2 separate regions of the Homo sapiens genome follow, and region 2 is linked to region 1. A link is a loop called in an ENCODE intact Hi-C map of the cell type or tissue named here. Cell type or tissue: sigmoid colon. All regions are shown on one strand.

Evidence for each region. Peaks named below come from ENCODE experiments on the same cell type or tissue, not always from the same donor. Only the 100,000 strongest peaks of a DNase experiment are listed, where the experiment ranks them.
Region 2: it touches region 1 in a loop (5-fold over the local background); 16 of 110 quality-filtered maps call a loop at or near these places.

What each region holds. Positions count from the first base shown.
Region 1 is chr16:17,403,602-17,408,601 of GRCh38, forward strand. All of the region lies in intron 1 of XYLT1 (xylosyltransferase 1), which reads right to left. Among named protein-coding and RNA genes, the nearest start is that of XYLT1, 65 kb to the right of the region's middle. RefSeq lists an enhancer at 1,359-2,558. In sigmoid colon, no CTCF peak of the experiment used is centred here; DNase peaks (open chromatin) are centred at 1,940, 2,970 and 3,500.
Region 2 is chr16:17,343,008-17,348,007 of GRCh38, forward strand. All of the region lies in intron 2 of XYLT1 (xylosyltransferase 1), which reads right to left. Among named protein-coding and RNA genes, the nearest start is that of XYLT1, 130 kb to the right of the region's middle. RefSeq lists enhancers at 2,603-3,104, 4,573-4,662. In sigmoid colon, no CTCF peak of the experiment used is centred here; DNase peaks (open chromatin) are centred at 904 and 2,204; H3K27ac peaks cover 3,452 bases.

The DNA.
Region 1 (5,000 bases):
AGCACCAGAAAGACCTGCCCCCATGATTCAATAACCTCCCACCGGGTCCCTCCCACAACACGTGGGGGAATCATGGCAGCTACAATTCAAGAAGAGACTTGGGTGTGAACATAGCCAAACTGTATCACTACTCTACTGCAGAAGAAGAGCCATGAAAGCTGTTCACAGCAGGAGAGGCAAAAGGCCCTTTCCTCAAAGCCCATCTGGGAATACCTCACCCTTGTCTCTTCTCCAGACACAATTCTCCATTGAGAGCCGTCCTCCAAGACCTCAGGTTCATAAGGGCTAGAAGAGCAGCTTGAAACGCTGGACTTGCCCTTTGGAGCCAGAGGTCAGGCCAGGTGGGAGCCATCCACTAGCAGGTTAGAGACAACGAGATTCTCTCTGTGCAGTTCAGACCACAGCCACAGAGAATTATTTAAACCCCTCCTGGGAAACCGCAGCAACGTCAGACAGATTCAATGTGCATAACTGTATGTGTGTGTGTCTATGTGTGGTTGGGGGGGGGGCTCAGGGAGGAGGTGTGACAAGCCTGAGTGACCCAGGAGGGACTCAGGGCCCAGGAAGGGTCGGATACTCCTCCCCCATCCAGGTGGGACACAGCGAGCTGAGCAGCCCCTGATGAAACCAAAAGAGTCTCAGATCCTGTCCCTTTTCCTCCTCAGAACTCAGAGCACTGGATCCTTTGTTCAGAAAGCAAGAGAAAACACCAACACAATTCCTGCTACAGCTGAGGATGAGGGCGTGGAGCAGGTCACACAGACATACTAGCAAGCCTGCAAAGTCAAAACCGTAACAGCCACAGTAACTGACACACGTCAACAACTGACCTGGAGCCAGATGTTGCCCCATTTAACCTCCAAGACTCTCCTGTGAGGTGAGAACCATGATCATCCCCATTATACAGGTGAGAAAACCAAGGCTGATGGGAATTCATCACATGGTGCATAGGAAGCAAAGCCATGTTTCGAATCCAGGAAGCCTCTCTGTCTTAGGAAGACACGCACCCACTCATGCATGCAACAACAGATGCACAAGTAACAGTCAGAGTTGGCCAGGCACAGGGGCAGTTGCCTGTAATTCCAACAACTCGGGAGGCTGAGGCGGGAGGACGACTTGAGGTCAGCAGTTCAAGACCAGTTTGGGCATATATTGAGACCCTGTCTCTAAAAAATAAAAATTTAAAAAGAAAAACATTCAGAGTTGTGTACATTCACAAAAGGCATGCAAACATAGCATAGGGATAGAAATACAGGCATAAACGTGTGCAGAGAGCTGCAACCACGCGCATCTGCCCCTCTTCTCCAAATAAGGGCTGCCTCTTTGCACACCTCTGAGAGGTGCCCTCCACACAGAATACAACATACACTTGTAATATTGCCACACACAAGCACATAACTTTCTGGAGGGATGACTCAGATTAGAAAAACAGCATTTAGAGGGCCCCTGGTTAATCAAACGGCCTCGCCACCCCGCGCCACCTCTCTACACAGCTGATGTTGCTGATCAATGTCGCGGCTGTGCAGAGGGGGCATTTGATACCACAAAGGGAGCCAACTCCTGCTGAGGAATGAATGTGGCGCTTGTCAGCTCTGCCCCAGGCAGCAGCACAACATGATGCCCTGTTTCTCCTGGAATCGGGGCCCTGCGTCCGCTCCAGCCCTCATTTTCATGTCTTTCTTCCCAACAGACACAAGGCCGGCTCAGTTCTGGAGAAACAGCGTGGCTGCCAAGGCCCAGTGGAGGGAGAAGGCCTTGAAAAGTCACTTTATAAAGCATCCGTGCTCGCAGCAGCCAAGCCACGAGGCCGGAGCGGCTGACTTTCCATTCGCCACACACCCCACCCAAAGACGAGAACTCTGCCACAGCCAGCCCTTGTTCTCACCCACTGGGAGCCCTGGGGAGTTGAAATCACAGGGACAGCAGCAGGGAGCCCTTGGCAGCAAACCCAGCTCCTGGCATCTTCCTCGGGGGCCGTAGCTTGCTGTGGTCAGCCGAGCCAGTCTGATGCAAGAACTGAATGACGCCCATTCACTGTGGTGCCCTCGTGAGCTGGGAGATGTCCAGGCTGAGGCTGGGGCAGGCAGGCTCTCTGTCACCTGCAGAGGCTGAGACAACCTCAAGGTAGGACGAGAACCCAGGGTTGAAGCTAGCAGAAGCCAGGCCCTGGGGCCCCTGATGCATGATGAGAGTGAAAAGAAGGGCACAGTGATGTAAAGAATTCCTCCATTTCCCCTCCCTGCCCTCAGTTACTTCCTATCCATACAGAGGGGGGATGAAAACTTTAAGATTTCACTATTCAGCTGAGACTGGTGACTCACGCCTGAAATCCCAGCACTTTGGGAGGCTGAGGTGGGTGGATCACTTGAGGTCGGGAGTTTGAGACCAGCCTGGCCAACATGGAGAAACCCCACTTCTACTAAAAATACAAAAATTAGCCAGGCGTGGTGGTGCATGCCTGTAATCCCAGCTATTTGGAAGGCTGAGGCAGGAGAATCGCTTGAACCTGGGAGGTGGAGGCTGCAATGGGCTGAGATTGCACCACTGCAGCCTAGCCTGGGCAACAGAGTGAGACTCTATTTTATAAAAATAAGAGACTCCACTATTCATGCATTCACATGCTCATTCAACAAATATTACTGAGCACCTACTATATGATGAGTGTTATTGTTTTAGGCACTGGGAGTACATTAGTCAAATAAATAGTCACCACCTGCATGTAGCTTGTTCTCAAAATTCTCAAGCTCTCCCAACCCTCCCCATAATGAACAGCTGTGTGACTTAGAGCACACTGCTTCCCCTCTCTGTGCTCCAGTGAGGTCTCTCCCAGGGTTCCTGTGAATCACCATCTGGGATCCAGTAAGCTCCCCCATGGGGCCTAAACTAGACTAAGTTGGTTTCCGTCACTCACAGCCAGAGGAGTCCTGCCTAAGAAATTGGGAAAGAGAGCGGAGAAGACAAAAAGCAGGTTTGGGAAGGCTGCAGGGAGCTGATGAGTCATTTGATCATCTGGAAAGCAGATGGGAAGACAAGTGGAGACCAGGAGGCCCTGGGGAAGAGAAGCTGTGTTCACGCCAACCTTCCCCAGCAGGCCTCAGAAGCTGGGGGTCAAAAGGGACCACAACGCCCATTTAAACAAGGAGGAAGATGCTGAACAGCTAAAGGGTTAATTCAAAAGAAAAAACAAAAGAAGAAATGGCCATTTCTTTTCCTTGTTCACTCAATGTTCCTTCAACAAATTATTCTATGTGCTTGGAATATATGAGGCCCTGGGTTGGGTGTGGTATGCAACAGAAAAATAAAACATAAGAACATAGTATGTCTCTTCCCACAGGGTCATATGGTCTTTCGAAAGTCACCCTTTTAATTTGAAACCTTTTGCTGCTTCTTTATTTTTATTTTTTAATTTAATTTTTTTGAGACAGAGTCTTGCTCTGTCACCCAGGCTGGAATGCAGTGACGCAATCTCGGCTCACTGCAACCTCTGCCTCCGGAGTTCAAGCGATTCTCCTGCCTCAGCCTCCCAAGTAGCTGGGATTATAGACCCCTGCCACCACCCCAGCTAGTTTTTATATTTTTAGGAGAGATGGGGTTTCGCCATGTTGGCCAGCAGTCTTGAACTCCTGGCCTCAGGTGATCTGCCTGCCTCGGCCTCCCAAAGTGCTAGGATTACAGGCAGGAGCCACTGCGTCCAGCCTATTTATTCTTATTTTAAAAATTTATATATATGTGTATATATATAAGGGGTATAACACAGCGTTATTTTTAAGGAATAAGAGATATTTTGCTTTTCAAAGTGCCTGCTAAGCCCAGTGACATACGCTTGGTTAGCAATCACTAAATGTGGACACATTATAAATCCTCTATATATTTTATAGAGATGGGGTCTTGCTATGTTGCCCAGTATGGACATGCGTTCCTGGGCTCAACTGATCCTCCTGCTCAGCCTCCCATGTGCTGGGATTATAGGCATGAGACAGCAGCACTCAGTCTCTTTGTTTATTTCTCTGCCTGCTCCCCACCCATCTGTGTGACCCCTACTAAAATAACCACTGCATGGTGTTCAAGGAAGAGTATGGCCTTGGGATTCAGGCAGGTCTGCATTCTAACCCAGGGCCTTCTACCTTCTGGCTATGTGCCCCTGAGCAAGTAACTTGGCCTCTGCTATGGCTTAGATGTGTGTCCCCTCCAAACCGCATGTTGAAATTTGATCCCCAGTGTTGGAGGTGGGGTCTAATGGGAGGTGTTTGGGTTTTGAGGGTGGATCCCTCATGAATAGATCAATACCCTCCTTCTATTAGTTCTGCAAGAGCTGGATGTTTACAAACAGTCTGGCCTTCCCCTCCCTCTCTCTTGCTTTCTTGCTTACCTGTAATATCTGCACATGCCAACTCCCCTTCACCTTCCACTGTGAGTGAAGCTGTCGGAGGCCCTCGCCAGATGCAGATGCCTAATCTTGAACTTACCAGCCATCAGAATCACAAACCAAATAAACTTTCTTTCTTTATAAACTACCCAGCATCAGATATTCCTTTATAGTAATACAAAATATACGATGATAGCCTCTCAGAGCCTCAATCACCTGCCCTGGAAAATGGGTACAACACCGAGTTCTTTTTAAGGAATAAATGATGTTTTGCTTTTCAAAGTGCATGCTAAGTAAGTGCAGTGACATACGCTTGGTAAGCAATCATTGAGTGTGAACATATTATAAATTCTCATGAAATCTAAGAGGCAAAGCCCTGGGAATATCACAATATTGATCTTCTAAAGTCAGTATCAGCTTTCTCATGGCTCAGACTCACTCCTGAGTTTTGTGCTTGGATACTTAACAATTGCTCACTCCTAAATTTCCTAACTAGTTCCAGCTTCAAACTGGAAAAATTCCTCCAGTGTATTCAAGCCTCGTTGCCTAGCACCACAATATCCTTGGTTGATGTGCTTCTAGGTGCTAAAAGAATAGGCCGGGGATGGTGGCTTAGGCCGATAATCCCAGCACT
Region 2 (5,000 bases), 61 kb before region 1:
TCCAGTCACAGCTGCCCGCAGAGAACAGGGTGGAACACCCAACAAGAAAGTAACACGTAAACACCTCACGGCCAACATGGCACACAGCAGCCTGGTTGTCTCAGGCAGCTGCTCTGCACACAGGACCCTTTCACAGAGTCCAGGGAGTAAATGCCAGCAAGGGTTGAACATGTTACAACGTCAGCCCCTGAAGCCACAGACTATTTTCGGGTGTCAGGCAAACCCACAATCTCCTGTGACAGCCAAACTACTGCAGATCTGAAAACCGTCTCCCTGCGGTCTTTCAGGGGACAGGCCTCCGGGATTGTGCCACGAACTCCTCTTGCTTCACGGCACCCAGTGCCTGCTGCATCAACAGCGACTCAGGCATAGGTGGGCTTGGGGTCTCCATCCCCCAGATGTGAGCTGGAGGCCCTACATCCTTTTGTGCCTCAAGGTTGTGCTGGCGTTTTAGTTTTAAAATGAAAAAAAAGAATAATTTGAGACAGGATCTCGCTCTATCACCCAGGCTGGAGTGCAGTAGCGCAATCACAGCTCACTGCAACCTCCATCTCCTGGCCTCAAGTGATCCTCCCACCTCAGCCTCCCGAGTAGCTGGGACTAAAAGCACGGGCCACTACACGCAGATTATGTTTTATTTTTTTGTAGAGATGGTCTTGTTATATTGTTCGGGCTAGTCTCAAACTCCTGGCCTCAGGCAATCCTTCCACCTTGGCTTCCCAAAGTGTTGGCATTACAGGCATGAGCCACCATACCCAGTGTGCTTGGCTTTTTAAATGAGAAGAGGAATCAAGAGAGCGTTCTTCCGTACCTCATCACACCCACAGTGAAACACTTGGCACATGCTATCTTGTTTGTAACTCCAGGTCACATGAGGTCACTTGGAAGCAAAAAATTAAAGCCCAATGACATTTACAGGGAGGCGTTCAACCAGCAGACTTCACCTAAACGTCACCAGCTCCGTCTCATTACAGTCAACGGGTGTTGATTTTTACACATTCTCTGCTACCCATACTTGGTTAGGACCGTGGTTTTCAGCTCAGGGGTGCTTTTGCTCCCCAGAGATATTCGGCAATGTCCAGAGACATTTGTGAGACAACTGGAGGAGGGAGTGTCATTAAAATCTAGTGTGTACATGCCAGAGATGCTGCTAAACATTCTACAATGCAGAGAACAGCCTCACAACAAAGAATAATCCTGTCCCAGGCCGGGTGCCTGTAATCCCAGCACTTTGGGAGGCCAAGGCGGGCGGATCACGAGGTCAGGAGATTGAGACCATCCTGGCTAACACGGTGAAACCCCGTCTCTACTAAAAAATACAAAAAAAAAAAAAAAATTAGCCGGGCGTGGTGGCGGGCGCCTGTAGTCCCAGCTACTCAGGAGGCTGAGGCAGGAGAATGGCACGAACCCGGGAGGTGGAGCTTGCAGTGAGCCGAGATCACGCCATTGCACTCCATCCTGGGTGACAGAAGGAGACTCCATCTCAAAAAAAAAAAAAAAAGAATAATCCTGTCCCAAATGTCAGTAGTGCCCAGATCAAGTGACCCCAGGTTAGTCAGTCCACAGGGTAAACAAGGTTGCCCTGGGGAAGGGAGTCCCTTAAGCACTGTAGTGAGGCTGGAGGCAAAAGAATGGGGTTGATAAGATCTGGTACACCTTGGGGCTTTTGAGATGTGTCTTCGCAGCCAACTGTCTAAGGATTCTTTTTTTTTTTTTGAGACAGGTCTCTGTCACCCAAGCTGGAGTGCAGTGTGGTGATCTTGGCTCACTGCAACCTCTGCCTTCCGGATTCAAGTGATTCTCCTGCCTCAGCCTCCCGAGTAGCTGGGACTACAAGCATGCGCCACCACGCTTGGCTAATTTTTATATTTTTAGTAGAGACGGTGTTTCACCATGTTGGCCAGGCTGGTCTCAAACTCCTGGCCTCAAGTGATCTGCCTGCCTCAGCCTCCCAAAGTTCTAGGATTATACATAGGCGTGAGCCACTGCGCCCGGCCTAACACAGGCAAGTCCACTACCTGGCCATGTCTGAACATACCCCAGGCCAGAAAAGGAGCTTCCTCAGCCTGTGGGTGGCAGAGGTGAGACCCAAGGGGCCAGCTGTTGGCCCGTTTTTATTTCCTTAGAAGATGTCTCAGCCTCTGCTACTCTGACCACTCGTCATCCAGGCAGTTCTGGGCTTCACTCATGTGGTGACGACACAGTTCATCTCTGAACTGCACGCAGGCAAAAAATGTCCCAGCTTGCTCTTGAGACAAGCACCTAGTTTGGCTGCCAAAAACATCCTGGTATTTCAACTCGTGCTGCTTCCCTCTCTGTAAAGAGGAAACCAGCTACCTAAACAGAGGAGGAGGAACATTCCAGAGAAGGCACAAAGCAAATCCCTGCAGAGAATGCCAAAGTCTTTGCCCTCTCTGTGGCACAGGGATGCAGGAGGCAGTGCATGGAGGCACGGAGGCTGGAGAGCCTCTGCTCCCCAAGCCTGCTACTTCCACAAGAGAGAAAAGGCAGGGGGTGACGCAGCTTGCATTCACAAGTGACAAGAGGGTGTCTCCAGCTTATCCTCTTAGCAGTCCTCATGGCTGCTTTAACTAGTTGGGAAGCTGAAGCTCAGAAGCTAAAAGCCTTTCTCAAAGGTGATGCACTGAGCAAGTGAAAGAGTTGGGATTCAAACGTAGGACTATGAAAGTAATACTAAGTGCTTAGGTGCCAGGCACTGTTCTGTTGCTTAATGCACGTTAACCCATCTGATCATCCCAACAAGTCTAGGAGGTGGCTACTGCTGTTACTTCAACCGTTTTTATTTATTATTATTATTTTTGAGAGAGAGTCTCGCTCTGTCACCCATGGTGGAGTACAGTGGCTTGATCTCGGCTCACTGCAACCTCCATTTCCTGGGTTCAAGTGATTCTCCTGCCTCAGCCTCCCGAGTAGCTGGGATTATAGGCGTGTGCCACCACACGTGGCTAATTTTTGTATTTTTAGTAAAGACGGGGTCTCGCCATGTTGGTCAGGCTGGTCTTGAACACCTGACCCCAGGTGATCCACCTGCCTTGGCCTCCCAAAGTGCTGGGATTACAGGCGTGAGCCACCGAGCCCGGCCTACTCTGACCATTTTTTAAAGAAACTGAGGCACAAAGGGATCGCTGGCGTGTGGAAGGTCTCACAGCAGCTAAGTGGTGAGCCAGGGGGTCTGCTGCATAGACCATGACCTGCCCCCACGAGGCCCGTTCTCACCTCCCCAAGGGGCTGCTTGGGGTTACCAGGTCCAGACTGCCCTTGTCCACTTTGCAGGTGAGACCCTAGGAGGATCCAGAGTCCTGAGTGTGCAGGGGACAGGACAAACAATACCCAGGGGACTGTCACTGAGGTGAATGAACGCAGCAGGCCAGGTGGGGACTTCTATGAACCAGTGACCCCATCCCGAGGCCCCATGCAAAGGGGCAGCTGGTGGTCACCAGTCATGGACATCCAGCAGCTCAGAGTGGTTTTACCTATCAGTTTTTCAAAAATCTTCCAACCCCACTCTTCCCCTCTCTAAAAATTTAAAAAATTTAAAAATCTTCCTGAGGCCAAAGGCAACCCATGTGCAGGTCAGAGATGGCCACGAGGAGGCCCATGGCACAACTTTGAGTCCAGGGCCATGAAATGAGAAAGTCACCTCCTGCTCCCATAACTGGTGCCTGATTCTAACTGGGCCAGTGAACGTGGAGACTGGTCATCTGACCAAGAACTCTCTTTGAGCCCGTTTTATAGCTGGAAGTTCCTTCTTCTAGCATTGAGCTGGCTGGGTTTTTCCTTCTCAGGACAATAAAACTGCATTTCTGTCCTCGACCCCACCCATCTGGCACCTGCACCACAGCTAACTTCAGCTTTCCACCCAGTTCTCTTTTGTTCAGTGGAAAAAATGAGCTACAGTTCCCAGAAGAAAATGAGAACGGGGTTATTATTAATAAGATACTCTTTTTCAGAAAGGCAGTTGAAGGCAGCGGGGAAGATCACATTGAGGGGGGAGCCGGGGTAGCCCCACTGCTACTCCCTCCTGCAGGACCACCTGGTCTGGAGAAGCAGCTACGCGCTGGCCCTCCCTGTTGGCTCTCAGAGGTACAAACCAGAGGTGGCGGCATTTCTAAGAAATTAGATTCAAATACTAGGACAGTTAACATTTCCTGGAGGTGTGACCGAGAACCAAGAAAAAGTGATTTTGTGAAGGCCTTGCTTGCAGGCAGAAATAACCTGTCTTCTCTGTCTGTCTGTCTGCTCTGGGGGCTACCGGAAGGAGCTGAAGGCCTGTCCCCCGCCTCTCCCCACCCCACCATGCCCTAGGCCTTAGTCCCTCCCCACTGAAGAATGCCTTTACCAACTTGGGACAGACAGAGGAGTATGAATGAATGAGAATACTCCAAGCTGACCCTGCCTGGGGCATCTCTTCTCACACATGTGGCTTCTCTGGTGCTTTATTTAGCATGAGACTGTTTAGAATGTTTATTTTTGGCTCAGTTTTGGGGGACAGTTTTCACAAATAGAATGACAGCTATGATCTTCTCTCTAAAAAAAGAGCTCGTACAATCCACCGTTGGGCATTCAGTTTCAAGAGCTTCACTGTCCCATGGTCTCCATTCTGGGACCTCTCCTCCACTGGAAGACCCTCTCCTTTAATCAAAACATGACACAAGATGACAGTGACTCCCCATGGCAAGTCCCATTGGCAGTGCTGAGCCAGCGAGGCGGGGGCCCGGTCAGGGTCCCTGAAGGAAAGAGATGTTACTCTCCAAACTGAAGAGACTGTACAAAGAGATTCTTTATAAGGAAAACTAACAAGGGAGGTGCTATGCACCAGGGCTGGCCACAGCCAGGAGCTGTCACCACCCTGGGGCCTGAAGGGGAGGGAGTGGTGTTCCTGGACCACGGAGACAGTAGCTGCAGCCACGGGAGAGGGCAGCCCCACAGCAGCTGTGGCCTTGCTAGGGGTACAGACACAGCCAACCCATGGAAACCCT